Linked DNA regions of Homo sapiens: region 2 is linked to region 1. Evidence: chromatin contacts called from ENCODE POLR2A ChIA-PET data. All regions are on one chromosome and are shown on one strand. Each heading gives the region's core, a stretch centred on a gene start or an enhancer-like site at or near the end of the contact. The rest is flanking DNA. Distances are from core to core; before and after follow the strand shown. Region 1 has its middle 9.4 kb from the start of BICRA-AS2. Region 2 overlaps EHD2 (EH domain containing 2).

Evidence for each region. ChIA-PET counts read pairs that join two places held with the same protein, here RNA polymerase II (POLR2A).
Region 2: POLR2A ChIA-PET joins it to region 1 with 21 read pairs in activated CD4-positive, alpha-beta T cell. The contact joins two enhancer-like sites. POLR2A ChIA-PET finds 5 or more read pairs at or near these places in 15 of 52 experiments (A549, AG04449, AG04450 and 12 more).

Annotation. Positions count from the first base shown.
Region 1 is chr19:47,596,830-47,601,634 of GRCh38, reverse strand. No RefSeq gene overlaps it. Among named protein-coding and RNA genes, the nearest start is that of BICRA-AS2, 9.4 kb to the left of the region's middle. RefSeq lists silencers at 859-908, 1,059-1,248. Within about 2 kb of position 2,579, at least 32 of the 41 ENCODE cell types and tissues checked have a DNase peak (open chromatin) inside an H3K27ac peak, as active enhancers do; they include PC-9, where a contact is called at or near this core.
Region 2 is chr19:47,720,993-47,725,797 of GRCh38, reverse strand. The region is part of intron 3 of EHD2 (EH domain containing 2); the gene reads right to left. Among named protein-coding and RNA genes, the nearest start is that of EHD2, 10 kb to the right of the region's middle. RefSeq lists an enhancer at 1-300. Within about 2 kb of position 2,542, at least 15 of the 41 ENCODE cell types and tissues checked have a DNase peak (open chromatin) inside an H3K27ac peak, as active enhancers do; they include PC-9, where a contact is called at or near this core.

The DNA.
Region 1 (4,805 bases), core at 1,330-3,829:
CAGGCGCAAGTTATGAGTCCTAGGTTAAGCACTGAGTTAGGCAGTCAGACCCAGACAGGTTCAGCGACTTGTCCCCAAGGCCAGCCAGGCAGGGTGGGGACTAAATCAGTACACCCAGGTGTTCTGTGGCTGAGTCACCAGATGAACCTAGGGCAAGTCACTTCTCCAGCTCCTCCATTTTCTCATCTCTTCAATGGGAGTGTATCGTCAGGCACCCAAATCTGCCCCTGTCCCCAAACATTTTATTATGACAATGTTCAGGCCAGGCGCGGTAGCTCACGTCTGTAATCCCAGCACTTTGGGAGGCCAAGGCGGGAGGATTACCTGAGGTCGGGAGTTCGAGACCAGCCTGACCAACATGGAGAAACCCCGTCTCTACTAGAAATACAAAAATTAGCAAGGCGTGGTGGCGCATGCCTGTAATCCCAGCTACTCGGGAGGCTGAGACAGGAGAATCGCTTGAACCCGGGAGGCGGAGGTTGTGGGTGAGCCGAGATCGCGCCATTGCACTCCAGCTTGGGCGACAAGAGCGAAACTCCGTCTCAAAAAGAAAGAAAGAAAGAAAGAAAAGCAAAGAAACGAAAAGAAAATTTCTCCAACCCAAGTTGTTTCTCGACCTGGGAGGCTGCTGGTGCCACATGGAGTTTTAGTTTTCTGTAGAGCGGCGCACAAGATACGTGCATTTTCCCGTATGCATGTAAGAACCAGGGGAAAGAAATGAAAGCCTTGCCCAATCCAAAAACACCCCTGCGTCCCCTCCAGGTTCTGTTAAATAGGGGCGAGGGGAACAAGTTCCCATTGGAGACGTTTCCGGGTCCGGATTTTAGCAGCTAGGCGGTGGAAATAAAGTGGGGGATGAGAGGGCATTGATGCCGGGGCGATCTCCGCCCTCTGACCGCTCCCTTCAAATGCGGCTGGGACCGCGGAGTGCGCCGCCCCAGCTCCTGGCCCTGCCCGCCCGCGCCGAGCGCCCGGAGCGCCCAGACTGCGAGCCGCCACGAAATCAGGCAACTGCGCGCCCAGCCCTGCCTCGGGTCCTCAGCGCGGCAAGTGCCGGGGGCGGAGCCCAGCCGCCTATTGGCCCAGGTCTGGGGGCGGAGCCACGACTCCATCACCGTCCCAACCCCAAACCCCATCGGGTTAAATGGGCCTCTCGCCGGTCGGGGGATTATTCGTCGGGAGGCGGGGCCTGGGTTTGTTTACACACTATCATTGGCCAGATTTGAATCGGGCCTACTGCGGGCGGGCCACGGGGCGGGGCTACAGCGGGCCACGGCCGCCGCCTGACAGCTTCTGGGAGGCAGGGCCAGTCCTGGACGCGCGGTCCCTGAGCACCGCGATCCCTGGAGCTGGGGTACCCTCGGCGGATGCGGAGAGTCGGGCGTTGGGGGGCGCAGGTTGGGGCTTCTGCCTGTCCGTTTTTTGACAAACACTAACCAAGGGGTGAGGTTGAGTAGCATTGTTTTTTTTGTTGTTGTTCTCGTAAAAATTTGTGGGAAAAAAAAAAAAAGACCAGAAACAACCTAGTTGTCCATCGATGGGGGACTCAGATAAGCAGTGGTGCGGCCCGCAATGGGATGCGGAGTCACCGTAAAACGAGGAAGGGATACTTGAACTGACACGGTATGAGCTATGTAGCCTGACAAGGTAGGAGAGGAGAAAAAAAAAGGTATAAAAATGTAAAAGGTGGAGATGAAAAAATACAAGCTTTTGCTTGTTAAATACACAGAATATCTTGAAAAGCAGAAGCGAACTGCGGCAGGGCGCGGTGGCTCACGCCTGTAATCCCAGGTCTTTGGGAGGCCGAGGCGGGCGGATCACATGAGGTCAGGAGTTCGAGACCAGACTGGCCAACATGGCAAAACCCCATTTCTACTAAAAATACAAAAAATTAGCCGGGCATGGTGGCGCGCGCCTGTAATCCCAGCTACTCGGGAGGCTGAGCAAGGAGAATCGCTTGATCCTGGGAGGCGGAGGTTGCGGTGAGCCGCTACTGCACTCCAGCCTGGGTGACAGAGCGAGACTTTGTCTAGGGAAAAAAAAAAAAAAAGCAAACTGGTCACAGCAGTTTTCCGTGGGGAAACAGGGGTGGGTGGATGTTAGGTCTTTTTCTACCTTTGTAAAGTTTGAGCCTAGTGTCACCTATTCAAAAAAATACACACAAAATATTCAAATACGTGCACACACAAAAAAATCAAATACACAAAAACATTCAAAGAAATACACACAAAAAATCCAATAAATACACAAATTCTGAGAATTTCCCGTTTTCATCCACATGTCCCTTTGCTCCTGCTCTTGCCCTAGAGCTCCTGCCCTAGAGGCTGTGGACCTCCCACCTGCAGCCCCCGCAGCCCCTGCACCCCGCAGCGTTTGGGGGATAGAGAACACGCTAAGAATGTGTCTTCATTTATCGGGTATTGTTACTCATGCACCACCAAATAAAATATTCTGACTCAAGAGTGGCTTTATTTATTTGTTGCTTTAAGCCTTGTAGTCATCACTGAGATATTTAACATTCCAACTATGTGGGAGGGGCCGCTTCCTTGGCTATGCTTGGGGGAGGGTGACAGGAGAAACGCACCAGGCCATCTTAGGAAAGAGAAGAGAAAGTCGAAACTAGGAAAGGCCCCTTTAAGAAGGGAAGCGGTCTCTGCTGGTCAACACCACTGACAGAGGAAGAGCTGGCTGGGTTTTGATTTTTATTATTACTCTGTTCCCGAAGATCTGGAGGAGAGAATGAGTAGACCGCTTGCAGCAATGAGACTAAGTCGAGATTTGGAGTCTGTTAACAGATCTCGGCTGAGTGCGGTGGCTCACACCTGTAATCCTGCACTTTGCGGGGCCGAGACAGGCGGATCATCCCCTTTTTACTACAGGGTTTGTGAAACATTGTTCAGATGGCTATAAAAGTCACCCATGGCTAGAGGGGGATTTACAATGTAGTTATAAGTAATGCTTAACCGAGCTTCTTTCTGTACTTGGATGCTCTCATTGAATGCCTCCAACAATCCTAGCAGGTAGGATATGCTAATATCACCTCCTGCTGATACGGAAACTGAGTCATAGAGAAGTTGCAAAATTGTCAGAGTCAGGGGGCACAGGGATTTGCAGCCCTGTTCCAAAATTTATACTTTTTTTTTTCTAGCAGGGATCTCGCTGACTGGAGTGCAACAACGTGTTCACCACTTGACTTCCTGGGTCCAAGTGATCCTCCAACCTCAGCCTCCACAGTGGCTGGGACCACAGGTGCCACCACCATGCTTGGCTAATCTATTTTTATTTTTCTGTAGAGATGAGGTCTTGTCCTGTTTCCCAGGCTGGTCTCGAACACATGGGCTCAAGAGATCCTCCTGCCTTGGCCTCCCAAAGTGCTGGGATTACAGATGTGAGCCACTGCACCTGCTCCAAAATTCATACTCTTAATCACCACATTACACTGTGCCATGTAAACGTTTTCTGTCTTTAGATGTATTGTTTTAAAAGCTAAAGATATAAGAATCTTAAGCAGATTCTGTTTATTCTTTTTTTTTTTTTTTTTTTTTTTTGAGACAGAGTCTTGCTCTGTCGCCAGGCTGGAGTGCCGTGGTGTGATCTCAGCTCACTGCAACCTCTGCCTCCTGGTTTCAAGTTATTCTCCTGCCTCAGCCTCCCAAGTAGCTGGGAGTACAGGTGTGTGCCACCACACCCAGCTAATTTTTGTATTTTTAGTAGAGACGGGGTTTCACCATGTTGGCCAGGATGGTCTTGATCTCTTGAACTTGTTATCCACCCACCTCAGCCTCCCAAAGTGCTGGGATTACAGGCATGAGCCACCGCACCTGGCTTCAGCCCGCAGATTTTTTTTTTTTTTTTTTTTTTTTTGAGACAGAGTCTCACTCTGTGGCCCAGGCTGGAGTGCAGTGGCACGATCTCGGCTCACTGCAAGCTCTGCCTCCCGGGTTCACGCCATTCTCCTGCCTCAGCCTCCGGAGTAGCTGGGACTACAGGCGCCCATCACCACACCTGGCTAATTTTTTGTGTTTTTAGTAGAGACGGGGTTTCACTGTGCTAGCCAGGATGGTCTCTATCTCCTGACCTCATGATCCGCCTGCCTTAGCCTCCCAAAGTGCTGGGATTACAGGCATGAGCCACTGCGCCTGGCCGACCCGCAGATTCTGAATGAAAGTGAACAATTTTCACATCCGATTTCTGCAACGGAGTTTGTTTTTGTTTTGAATTTCTGGTGACTTTTCCTAAAATTATATTTATTTATTTATTTTTATTATTTTGAGACAGAGTCTCACTGTCGCCATGCTGGAGTGCAGTGACGCAACCTTGGCTCACTGCAACCTCCGCCTCCTGGGTTCAAGCAATTCTCCTGCCTCAGCTTCCAGAGTAGCTGGGACTACAGGCATGAGCCACCACACCCACCTAATTTTTGTATTTTCGGTAGAGACAGGGTTTCACCATGTTGGCCAGGATGGTCTCGATCTTCTGACCTTGTGATCTCCCCAACTCAGCCTCCTAAAGTGCTGGCATTACAGGCGTGAGCCACCACGCCTGGCCTATTTATTTATTTTTTTGAGACAGAGTCTCCGTCTGTCACCCAGGCTGGAGTGCAGTGGCGCGATCTCAGCTCACTGCAACCTCCACCTCCCAGGTTCCATCAATTCTCCTGCCTCAGTCTCCCGAGTAGCTGGGACTACAGGCAATCATAGTTCACTGCAGCCTCAACCCCTTGGCCTCAAGCAATCCTCCTACCTCAGCCTCCTGGCTAGCTGGGAATAAAGGCACACACCACCACACCTGACTAATTTTTGTAT
Region 2 (4,805 bases), core at 1,293-3,792, 120 kb before region 1:
GAGAGACAGGGGCGCAAGGGGCAGAAATCAGACCCCCACCCTCCAGCCATTCTCAGTAGTATCCCATTCTCTTGCATATTGGACTGTAAAGATGTTCACGTTGTTGGCTGTCCAAATCCTGTCTGGGCAAAATAGCCAAGGCCCTCAGTGGGCACTACTGCTCTGGCTCTCCAGTGCCCAGAATTTCCCCCCTCGCTCTGGCCCCAGCCCCTCAAGCCATCTGGCTACAGGGGGCAATCATCCCCCTTTTCCTTTGCTCGAGCACAATGGCGGGATCACGCCTCCCTGCAACCTCTGCTTCCCGGAGCTCAGGTGATCCTCCCACCTCAGCCTCCCTAGTAGCTGGGACTGCAGGCGCGCATCACCACACCTGGCTAATTTTTTTTTTTTTTTTTTTTTTTGAGTAGAGATGGGATCTCACTATGTTACCCGGGCTGCCGGGCTAGTCTCAAACTCCTGAGCTCAACTGATCCTCCTGCCTCAGCCTCCAAAATGTTGGGATTACAGGCGTGGGCCACCGCGCCCAGCCTCACGGCCTCCATTTTTTCATTTGCTCATTCATTAAGCAGTTATTACAGGTGTGCGTCGGTATGTACATATAGGTTGTTAAAAATACTGACATGTTTGCTAAGAGATCCCCCTGTGCTTCTATGGAACCCCCAAGCCTGCCACATGCCTCTATCACCCCAGCTCCTCCCCAGGACCTGTTGTATCTCCCCACGATCCAGCAACTAGAGTTCATGCTGGATAGCTGTGCTCTTGCCATAGCAGATGATAATTTTTTTTTTTTTTTTTTTTTTTTTTTTTTTTTTTTTTGAGACAGAGTCTCACTCTGTCGCCCAGGCTGGAGTGCAGTGGCATGAATGTGGCTCACTGCAACCTCCACCTCCACCTCCCAGGTTCAAGCAATTCTCCTGCCTCAGCCTCCCGAGTAGCTGGGATTACAGGCATGCACCACCACCCTGGCTAATTTCTGTATTTTTAGTAGAGACGGGGTTTCACCATGTTGGCCAGGCTGAGAAGTTAAATATTTTGCATTTATTTAGCAATACTTACTGAGAGTCTCATGTGTGCCAAGCCCTGTCCTGGGAGCCTGGGATACCGCAGAGAACACACAGACAAGATTCTTGCTCTTATGAAGCACCCATCCCAGCCATGGGTTCCCATGCTCATTCATTCATTCCTTTCACCATTCATTTCCTCATTCACTCCTTCATCCACTCATTCTCACCTTTGCTTCTTCACTCATTTATTCACCAACAAGCAATGCTGAGGAGAGCAGAGAGAAGCGATTGAGACCCCCTGACTTAGCTGTCTGGAAGACCTGGAGTTGAGTCCCTCCTCTGCCCCCATCCACTGTGTGACCTTAGGCAAGTAGCTTAACCTCTCTGAACTTGTGTTTTCTTTTCTGTAAAATGCAAATCATAGGACTGTTGTGAAGCCAGGTGTGATGGCTCAAACCTGTAATCCCAGCACTTTGGGAGGCTGAAGTGGGCAGATCAATTGAGGCCAGGAGTTCAAGACCAGCCTAGCCCTAAAAATACAAAAAAATTAGCCCGGTGTTGGTGGCTCATGCCTATGGTCCCACATATTCAGAAGGCTGAGGCACGAGAATCGCTTGAGCCTGGGAGGCAGAGGTTGCAGTGAGCCGAGATAGCATCACTGCACTCCAGTCTGGGCGACAGAGTGAGACTCTGTCTCAAAAAAAAAAAAAGACTGTTGTGAAGATTAAAAGAATATAAATGAGCTAATATATATAAAGAGCTTAAAATAATGCCTGGCATTGAACTGTACATTTAAAAATGATGGAAGTGGCCAGACAGAGTGGCTCACACCTGTAATCCCAGCACTTTGGGAGGTAGAGGCAGGAGGATCGCTTGAGCCTGGGAGTTTGAGACCAGCCTGGGCAAGATGACAAGACCCTGTCTCTACAGAAAAAAATAAAATAAAAAATTATCCACACATGTTGGCATGCATCTGTAGTCTCAGCTACTCAGGAGGAGGAAGCAAGAGGATCACTTGAGCCCAGCAGTTGGAGGCTGCAGTGAGCCATGATTGCGTCATTGCACTCCAGCCTGCAGACAGAGCAAGACCTTGTCTCTTTAAAAAAAAAAATGGTTGAGCTTTTTTTTTTTTTTTTTTTTCAGACGGAGTCTCGCTGTCGCCCAGGTTGGAGTGCAGTGGCGCGATCTCAGGTCACTGCAACCTCTGCCTCTCGAGTTCAAGCAATTCTCCTGCCTCAGCCTCCCGAGTAGCTGGGATTACAGGTGCCACCACACCCAGCTAATTTCTGTATTTTTAGTAGAGATGGGTTTTCACCATGTTGGCCAGGATGGTCTCCATCTCTTGACCTCATTATCCGCCCACCTCAGCCTCCCAAAGTGCTGAGATTACAGGCATGAGCCACTGAGCCCGGCCATAATGGTTGAGTTTTTATGGCGTGTACGTTAATCCTCAATGAAACTGTTTTTTTAAAAACAGTGCTGGATGTACGGTAAGCACTCAGCAAGTCATGGTGATGTCACCCACTGGGAAGCACCCTCTGTGGTCCCTGCTGTGTGTGTGGAGGCTGAGGCAGTTTCAGCTTTGTCCTTACATCTCTCAGCCCACTGGGGACACAGACCTGGCCCCTGAGTGGTCAGCCCAGGGTGGGCAGGGGGATCCAGGGAGCTGTGGGAGCCCAGGGCCAGTGCCTGACCCAACCCCCAGCCTGGGGGTCAAGGAGGACTTCCAGGAGGAGGGAAGGCAGAGTGGGAACCCGGAGGACGAAGAGTTAACTGGCAGAACAAGGAGCTAGCCCTGATTTACTGACTTCATGCCCTCCAGCTAGAGCTCACTCAGTGACTCTTCACAACAACCCCAGGAGGTGGGCACTGTTCTGACCCCATTTTCCAGATGAGGAAACTGAGGCACAGAGAAGTTAGGGGACTAGCTAGGCGTGGTGGCTCACGCCTGCAATCCCAGCACTTTGGGAGGCTGAGGCGGGTGGATCACCTGAGGTCAGGAGTTCGAGACCAGCCTGACCAACATAGTGAAACCCCGTCTCCACTAAAAATACAAAAAAATTAGCTGGGTGTGGTGGTGGGCACCTGTAATCCCAGCTATTCGGGAGGCTGAGGCAGGAGAATCACTTGAACCCAGGAGGCGGAGGTTGCAGTGAGCCAAGGTCCTGCCACTGCACTCCAGCCTGGGCAACAAGAGCGAAACTCCGTCTCAAAAAAAAAAAAAGAGAGAGAAGTTAGGGGACTTACTCAAGACACACAGGTAAGAGGCGACAGAAGAGGAGTCCCATGGGCCCCTATGCTCCTCCGGGGAGCTGGTGCTTGCACCCATCCTGCCTGAGAGGAAGCAGCCTCCTTGCGGGCAACGCAGGGACCGGGATGGGGTTGGGGGCCGTTGTTTTGGGGGAGGAAGGGCCAAGTCACTGGAGGGACAGCAACTGGAGCCCCCCCTCCCTCCCGGTGTCTCCACAAACACACATACTGGCCCAGATTCGGAAAGTGTGTCTCATGGGGCGGGGAGGGAAGAAGGGAGAGAGGTTGAGTCAGTGTGGGATGGGAGACGTGGCAAAAAGGAACCTTGGGCCCACAACGGCACTCACCCAGCGAAAACAGGCATTGTTGGCACTTCCATAGCGCCTACTGTGTGCACACACAAGTGTGCACCTTCTAAGTGCTTTGTATGTTTTAACTAATTTAACCTTTAGGACAACTATGAGGCCGCTAGTATTATTATTCCCAGTGTGTGTGTGTGTGTGTGTGTGTGTGTGTGTGTGTGTGTGTGTGTGTTTTGTTTTTCTGTTTGTTTATTTTTGAGACCAAGTCTCACTCTATCGCCCAGGCTGGAGTGCAGTGTCATGAGCTCGGCTCACTGCAACCTCCACCTCCTGGGTTCAAGCAATTCTTCTGCCTCAGCCTCCCGAGTAGGTGGGATTACAGGCAAGCACCACCACACCCAGCTAATTTTTGTATTTTTAGTATAGACAGGGTTTCACCATGTTGCCCAGGCTGGTCTCGAACTCCTGACCTCAGGTAATCTGCCCACCTTGGCCTCTCAAACTGCTGGGATTACAGGCGTGAACCACTGCGCCCAGCCCATTATTCCCATTTTGCAGGTAAGAAAACTGAGGCAAAGAGAGGTTAAGTGGCTTGCCTAAGGTCCCACAGTTTAAAAGCAGCAGAAAATAGGCTGGGCGGTGGCTCATGCCTGTAATCCCAACACTTTGGGAGGCCGAGGTGGGTGGATCACGAGGTCAGGAGTTCAAGACCTGCCTGGCTAAGACGGCGAAACCCCGTCTCTACTAAAAATACAAAAAAATTAGCCGGGCATGGTGGCAGGCGCCTGTAATCCCAGCTACTCCGGAGGCTGAGGCAGAGAATTGCTTGAACCCAGGAGGCGGAGGTTGCAGCGAGCCGAGGTCGCACCACTGCACTCCAGCCTGGAAGACAGAGTAAGACTCCATCTCAAAAAAAAAAAAGTAGCATAACATAAATAAATAAAAGTAGCAGAGCCCAGATTTGAGGGCTTTACTATGCTACAATCACACATGCGTGTGTTCACACATCTTACATGCAGAGGCAGCCACACACATGAGCTCGCATACACACACACACACACACACACACACACACACCCCCAGTAGCACATCCAGACACAAACATAGCCAATTACTACAAGATGCAGGCTCCCAGACATACCCGTGTTCACAATCTGGGACCTACACAGATGTTTGTGGTCACACAATCACAAAGATAATGTGAGATGCACACACGGCATAGACACAGAGACCTGCACGAACACACAGG